2 separate regions of the Homo sapiens genome follow, and region 1 is linked to region 2. Evidence: chromatin contacts called from ENCODE Hi-C or POLR2A ChIA-PET data. All regions are on one chromosome and are shown on one strand. The core of a region is the stretch at or near the end of the contact, and the rest is flanking DNA. Distances in the headings are between cores, read along the strand shown. Region 1 has its middle 23 kb from the start of PTBP3. Region 2 overlaps PTBP3 (polypyrimidine tract binding protein 3).

Region 1 (3,841 bases), core at 168-2,667, 56 kb after region 2:
TGTTCTCCCGTATCAATATGGTTCTGAAAAATATTTCACTGCAGATGATCCCACAGGGCACTGGCAAATGTTCAGCCTTGAACAGGCAAACAAGCAAAAAGTCAGTAGCAGAAAAACAAAACAAAACAACAAAATACAGCCTGGAAAGCTGCTCTGTGAAGAATATGTTATTTATGTAACTGGAAAAGCAAACCTCCTCTCCATACCACCCCCCTGGGGGTGGAGGATTACTTGTATCAGAGGATAATAAGTCCTCATATTGCCTCTGTTCTGGAGCAGTGGGAGTATGAGACCTTAATCAAGAATTTAATTTAGTAGAGGGTAGTAGGAGGATGACACCTACAAAAATTTAATTTGGCACAGAATAAATACATGGGGTATTTCCAAAGCTTGATCTTGGTGTAGCAAAGCAGTAACAAGAAAGAGAGATGGATAGCTCAATTTGGGGGCCTGATTTTTAAGCTAATTTCAAACATCTTTTTATTTTTTTTAAATGCTTGGTTAGGCACAATCTGAAAACTAGAAGATAAAAAAGAGCTGACATTGTTCTGCAAAATAAAATGCTATCTTGATAGTGAGCAGGGGTAAAGTTACATTGATTATAGGAGTCAAATGTTTCTCTTTCTCAGCGTGGAAAACGTACATGTACTCACAGTGTAATACCGTTTCTCAGAATTAATGCCTGTCTTTGGGAGATGTGGGTGTGTTTAACATAATAGTTATTTACTGGGCACCAGGAGGAATTAGGTGGAAATATCTCCAAGGGAACTGAACTTGGACTACCCACACCCACCGTGGATTTTCTTGCTAGAGCCATATTTTAAATCAAATGAATAATTCAGACCTGAGAAAATGCTTGGCTTGGGAAAAGAGGATGGATCCTGGTATGAGACCAACCCCTGTGAGTGGGGCCTGGAATCTACTGAAAGGAGGAGGGAGATATTAAAGGAAATGTTGAAGAAGGAAATTTGAACAACATCAATGCTCTGAGAAAGAAATGCAGATGTGAAGACAAGGGGCAATAGTAGGGATCCAGGTGTGCTCAAGGCCTTTGCGATGGTTTATATTCTTGTGATAATTTTATCTTCAGACTGAGTATCATTTAAGAGTTAGGTCCAGCTGCATACAACAGAAAACTCAGTAACAAGATAAACTAGATACAAATGTATTTCTCATGCAAAGGAAGTTCAGAAGTAGTGGTTTCAGGGCTGATATGACACTCCATTTCATGTTCATCAAAGACCCGTCTTCTTTTGTTTCCATTACATAAGCATATGGCTTTCATCATTCTTAAGATTACAAAATGGCTAAGAACTCTTTTTCTTTTTTTTTTTTTTTTTTTTGTGGAGGGTGGGTGTTGGGGAGTTGCCCAAGCTGGAGTGCAGTGGCGTGATCACAGCTCACTGCAGGCTTGACCTCCTGGGTTCAAGCAATCCTCAGCCTCCTGAGTAGTTGTGATTACAGGCATGCGCCACCGCGCCTGGCTAATTTTTGTATTTTTTTGTAGAGACAGGGTTTCGCGTTGGCCAGGCAGTCTCAAACTCCTGGACTCAAGCCATCTATCCGGCTTGGGCTCACAAAGTGCTGGGAATACAGGCAGGAGCCACCACACCCCACCTGGAAATAAAAGTTTCTTTCTTTTCTTTTCTTTCTTTCTTTCTCTTTCTCTTTCTCCTTCCTTCCTTCTTTCTTTCTCTTTCTTTTCTTTCCTTCCTTCTTTCCTTCTTCTTTTCCTTCTTCCTTTCTTCCTCCCTCCCTTTCTCTCTCTCTCTCTCTTAGATGGATTCTCCTGCCTCAGCCTCCCAAGTAGCTGGGATTACAGGCGCACACCACCACACCAAGCTAATTTTTTGTATTTTTAGTAGAAACAGGATTTCACCATGTCGACCAGGCCAGTCTAGAACTCCTAACCTCAGGTGATCCACCCGCCTCGGCGTCCCAAAGTACTGAGATTACAGGTGTGAGCCACAGTACCGGACTGGAAACTCTTTAAAGCAGCTTTCCCAGAAGTCCTTCCCAGCATCTTCCACATACGTCTCATAAGCCGTAATTTGGTCATGTGGCCATCCCTGGCTGTAAAAGTGGCTGGGAGGTGCAGTGTTTTTGCTGGTTATATTGTCACCTCTAAAAATAATGTTGGTAAGAAGTAGTGGGTAAGCCACTAGCAGTCTGTGTGACATAGCAGTTGTCATATAGTTAAGATTTTTTTCTCTTATGCAATAATTCCACAACTCTTTGGTGAAGAGTTGTGTGGGGCTGGTGTGGTACATAAAGCAACAGAGCAAAAAAAAAAAATGGTGAAATACAGCTTGATCCATGTAGTCACTCCGCTGCTTGTGCTCATATAAGGGAGCAATTGTCTACTGAGGGAATTGTTTTCTAGAATTCCAGGTATCTAGCTCCAAGTTGAGGAAAACCCACAGTGTACTTTGGAGCAGTGGGATTGTCAGAGATATAAGGGAAAGACTCAAGAGGCTTTTGAGACAATTGCGTGTGCGCACACACACACACACACACACACACACAATTTGGCCCCAACCATTTCATTTCAGAGCAGGTGTATATTCATTTCCCTCTTTTTTTTTTTTTTTTTTTTTTGAGACAGAGTTTCACTCTTGTTGCCCAGGCTGGAGTGCAATGGCGTGATCTCAACTCACTGCAACCTCCACCTCCCAGGTTCAAGCGATTCTCCTGCCTCAGTCTCCCGAGTAACTGGGATTATAGGCACCCGCCACCACACCCGGCTAATTTTTTTGTATTTTTAGTAGAGACGGGGTTTCACCATGTTGGTCAGGCTGGTCTCGAACTCCTGATCTCAGGTGATCCGCCCACCTCAGCCTCCCAAAGTGTTGAGATTACAGGCATGAGCCACCGCACCCGGCCTCCCTCTACCTTTTAATACTTCATACTAAGACGTGGAAATTCTCTTGCATAACCCAGCAGAGTTGTCAAATCAGGAAATTCATTACTGATACAATACTTTAATCTCTACTGCATATTCCAATTTGTTAATTTCCAGTAGTGTTCTTTTTGTGTTGTTGTTGTTGTTGTTTTGTTTGTTTGTTTTTTCTGAGCAGGGTCTTGCTCTGTCATCCAGGCTGGTGTGCAGTGGTGCAATCACAGCTCACTGCAGCCTCGACCTTCCTGGGCTCAGTTGATCCTCTTACCTCAGCCTCCTGAATAGCTGAGACTACGCGCAGGCAGCCATGCTTACTAATTTTTGTATTTTTTATAGAGACAGGGTTTTATCATGTTGCCCAGGCCGGTCTTAAACTCCTGGGTTCAAGCAATCTGCTAGACTCAGCTTCCCAAAGTGTTGGGATTACAGGTGTGAACCACTGCACCCAGCCTGCCAATAGTGTTCTTTATAGCAATTTTTTTTTTCTATACAGGAACCAGTTCAGGATTATGTGTTGCGTTGAATTGTCATTTCTTCTTTATTGCAGCTTCTTAGACTTTCTTTCTATTTTTTTATGACATCGACATTTTTGACTTCTTATTCACCTTGGAGAAGGTGTAAACAACTGGAGCAATTTTGCCTCCAGAGGACATTTGGCAATTTCCAGAGACATTTTTGGTTGACAAAACTGGAAGAGTTGGAGATAGATGGGGTGATGGTTGCACAACAATGTAAATGTACTTAATGCCGTTGAACTGTACACTTCAATATAGTTAAAATGGTAAATTTTATGTTAGGTATGTTTTACAAAAATAAACAAAAAAATTTGGCCAGGCGCGGTGGCTCATGCCTGTAATCCCAGCATTTTAGAAGGCCAAGGCAGGTGGATCATCTGAGGTCGGGAGTTCAAGACCAGGCTGGCCAACGTGATGATACCCTGTC
Region 2 (4,082 bases), core at 1,366-3,865:
CCACTAAATTTCAAGAACATTTATTTTAAAATCACGTGGTACCTTATGGTACGTAAATTACTTCAATTTTTAAAACGTATCGTCTTATACTTTAATACTTCTATTCAAGTCCATCATCACTCAAGTTTTGTTTTTTGTTTTTGAGATGGAGTCTCGCTCTGTCCCCCAGGCTGAAGTGCAATGGCACGTTTCGGCTCCCTGCCACCTCCGCTTCCCAGGTTCAAGCAATTCTCCCTGCCTCAGCCTCCCAAGTAGCTGGGATTACAGGTTCCCGCCATCACACCCAGCTAATTTTTGTATTTTTAGTAGAGACGGGGTTTCGCCATGTTGGCCAGGCTGGTCTTGAACTCCTGACCTCAGGTGATCAGCCAGCCTCGGCCTCCCAAAGTGCTGGGGATTACAGGCATGAGCCACCACACCTGACTTCAACCCAAGTTTTAGATCTAGCTCTTTTACTCAATAGTTCTGGGTCACCAATTTATTGACAGTATTTTTATCAAAATTATGTAACACAAAGAACATCAATCAAAAAACTGAATCATCAAATTAGATCCAAATGAATCCTTAAAATTTGAGAGGTATAACTAGTGATTTCACCTATGTAAACAGTATATAGTACTTTACCGAAACAAATTTTAGCTTTTGTTATGAACAGTGGCACTTCAACATGATATAAGCAAAATAAGAGCATTGTAAAAAAACAATTTGAAACCCACAGAAATCAAATATTAAAAAAAAAAAAAAAACTCACCATACACACCTGTAGAAGGAGTAGAACTATTCATGGTAAAAGGTCCGTTAATGATGCCAGAAGAAAGAAGCTCATCAGATCCCCGCTGAAAAGCAAAACCAATGTTTGGTTAATAAACCAAGTTTTAGATAATGGTCCATATTTACTAAAAGTATTAAAAGCTAATAATATTACTTCATCTTTGTATGAAGACATTAAAGGGGGAACTCCTCAAGAATCACAAAATCAAATGAACTGCATAGCAAGAAAAAATTACTGCAAATCCACAACTATATAAACACAACTGCCACCACAGAAATGGGGACATAATCTTTAAATTCTTTCTAACCAAACGCAGGTTTCCAAAACATAACATCTGAAAGTGCCAAACCATATTTAGGGGGTTGCATTATGACATTGTTTTTGTAGCATATATTTGTATGCAAATAGTTTGTACAGTCCTCCCTAAGAATCCTGACTTTTCAATACCAACGTATTTTTTTAAGTAGAAAATATACTTCATTTCCATACTGGCCAAATTCTTTATAATCAATAACTTTTTATCCATTAATCCTCCAAATGATCTTTAATGCAGACTATTTCTTAAACAATTGTTTAAGTAATTTACTCTTTTTTTCAGGTAAGAGTTTTGATCAACTTCCAAATCTGAACTGGCAACACTAAAAAGTAACTCAGAGAAGTCTTTTCATTGTAATGTAAGATCTACCACCAACATTTAAAAGATTACTTTCAGGAAGGACAATAAATACTATGTACAAAGTTAAAACCAACCTATTTTAAATAGTACTATTGGTTTACCTTGGCCAATTTTTAAGAACAAGTGTTTTGATACACTGGATAATAAAAATTAATCCCCAAACAATCCTACAAATATTAGAACAGCAATAGTGCTACAGCACATATTTAATGTTTAAGTGTAGGTGCCACTTCTGTAGGGAACAACTTTAGCCTTTGCTGAAGAAAGACAAACCACCAATATATCTATATAATAGAAATACAATTATTTAAACAAGTCCTGTATTTAAACATCCAGAAATTACTCCCTTTGGATCTTTCACTGGAAGTTTATAGAGACATCTGGGAATAAGAAGAAGGAATTAAGTAAGCAGGATAAAAGAAAACTGAAAATCTCAACTCCCAGAAAAATCAAGATTAAGGCCTCACTTAAAGCACAGGTCTTCCTAATAAAATCTGAGATGTAGATATTATCAGGCTACATATGATAATTAACAGACTGTGGTTTGCTGGCTACCTGCAGATAAAGACACATTTTCACAGCTTTAAATGTATTAATAGTAAAAATTAAAACATACACAACATGATTTTTATATATGAGGAATTTGGTTAAATGCATTACTAACAGATATATCTTCCACACATATGAGTTAGCATCAGTATGTTTCTACCTATAAATCAAGTTAATATAAAGTTAGAAACCACTTGAAGGTGGTCACTTTAGCTCTTTCGAGATTTGCAGAAATGTATTTTTTCAAGAATAACAAAAAGCACAAGTATAAAGCAAAAATACTGATAACCTAGATAACATTAAAATTAACAATTTTATTTAACAAAAGACATCATTAGGAGAATAAACAGACAAGTCATGGAATAAGAAGATATCTGCGATATGTAAAACCAACAAAGGGTTTATATCCAGCACGTACTAAGAAAAAGAAAAAAGGAAAAACAAAACACTAGAAATCAGTAAGAAAAACCCAAGATAACAGAAAAATGACAAGAGACTTTAACAGCCATCTCACAAAGTGGTGGACTATGTCACTGTTCCAGAGTATTTGTACCCTCTCCTTTTCCTGAACAAGAATTATTCATCCCCATCCATGGCCATGTGACTTGCAATGCCTCCAGTGGGAAGAGTATAACTCCCTCCCCCCATTGACAACACAGTTTTGTAATATCCTTTGGCAAATGGAACATGAATGGACATGACCTATACTTAATCCAAACAGTAACTTCAAAAATCAGTCATTTCTGCCAGTTTTTTCTCTTTCCCTCTGAAATAAGAGCATATCTCAAATAGGAGGTACTCTTTCAGCCTGATTCTCAGAATAACAAGTGTAGCTCCATAACAGCTACCACCATTGTAAGTGAACAAGAAATAAATGTTTTTTTAAACAATTTATAAATGACTAATACCATATCCAATCAAACTAAAGATATTTGACCGCATCCTCATTGGTCATCAGGGAAATGCAAGTTAAAACCACAATGAAATACTGTAAAATTAAAAAGATGGACAATATCATGTTAGTAATAATGTGGGGTGACAAAAACTCTTATATGGGAGTTAAGTATAATTTAGTGAGAGTGTAAATTGGTACCACTTGGAAAACTGTCTGATCCAATCTATTAAAGTCAAATATATGAATATCCTAGGATCCTTACATAGTCTACTCCGATGCATAAACCCCAAGATATTGCCTGCTTGTGTGCACCTAGACATATAAGATTGTCTTCAGCAGCATTATTTGTACTCGTCAAACTGGAAACAACTAAATGCCATCAACTGCAGAATAACTGAGTAAATGTTTGTAAATGCATGCAATGACTATACAACAATGAGAATGAACTACGGCTCCACATAACACAGATAAATCTCACAAACCTAAAACGTCAGTCACGGCCGGGCGTGGTGGCTCACGCCTGTAATCCCAGCACTTTGGGAGGGCTTGGCGGGCGGATCACAAGGTCAGGAGATCAAGACCATCCTGGCTAACATGGTGAAACCCCGTCTCTACTAAAAATACAAAAAATCAGCCTGGCGTGGTGGCGGGCGCCTGTAGTCCCAGCTCCTCAGGAGGCTGAGGCAGGAGAATGGCGTGAACCCGGGAGGCAGAGATTGCAGTGAGCCGAGATCACGCCACTGCACTCCAGCCTGGGCGACAAAGCGAGACTCCGTCTCAAAGAAAAAAAAAAAGTCACAAAGAATACACGCTATATTGTTGCATTTATATGGGGTACAAAAACCCGGGCACAGTGGCTCACACCTGTATTCCCAGCACTTGGGAGGCCAAGGAGGGAGGATCACTTGAGGTCAAGAGTTCAAGACCAACGTGGGCAACATAGGGAGACCCCATCTCTAAGTAAATAAAAATAAAAACAAAAAAAATGGATTATCAAAACCAAAAGCACGAATGGCAATAAATAAATAAATAAATAAACTGAACTTTGTCAAATATAAAAACTTTTGTGTTTCAAAGAACACCATCAAGAGAATAAAAAGACAACATGGAGAATGGAAGAAAGTATTTACAAGTCACACATCTCACAAGAAACTGGTACCTAGAACACCTAAGAACCCTTAAGATCAACA

The links. Hi-C counts contacts between places; a loop is a spot of excess contacts on that map. ChIA-PET counts read pairs that join two places held with the same protein, here RNA polymerase II (POLR2A). Pooled maps may share reads with other maps.
Region 1: a map of CD14-positive monocyte shows a loop between it and region 2 (4-fold over the local background). The contact joins two enhancer-like sites. A Hi-C loop is called at or near these places in 1 of 168 maps with a recorded cell type or tissue (CD14-positive monocyte) and 3 of 50 pooled maps. POLR2A ChIA-PET finds 5 or more read pairs at or near these places in 4 of 52 experiments (BJ, H1 and WTC11).

Annotation. Positions count from the first base shown.
Region 1 is chr9:112,354,299-112,358,139 of GRCh38, forward strand. It overlaps a transcript of PTBP3 not described here. Among named protein-coding and RNA genes, the nearest start is that of PTBP3, 23 kb to the left of the region's middle. Within about 2 kb of position 1,418, at least 5 of the 41 ENCODE cell types and tissues checked have a DNase peak (open chromatin) inside an H3K27ac peak, as active enhancers do.
Region 2 is chr9:112,297,081-112,301,162 of GRCh38, forward strand. PTBP3 (polypyrimidine tract binding protein 3) reads right to left here. Exons shown (of 14, transcript NM_001163788.4): 2 at 752-836. The coding sequence starts at 785. Among named protein-coding and RNA genes, the nearest start is that of PTBP3, 34 kb to the right of the region's middle. Within about 2 kb of position 2,616, at least 2 of the 41 ENCODE cell types and tissues checked have a DNase peak (open chromatin) inside an H3K27ac peak, as active enhancers do.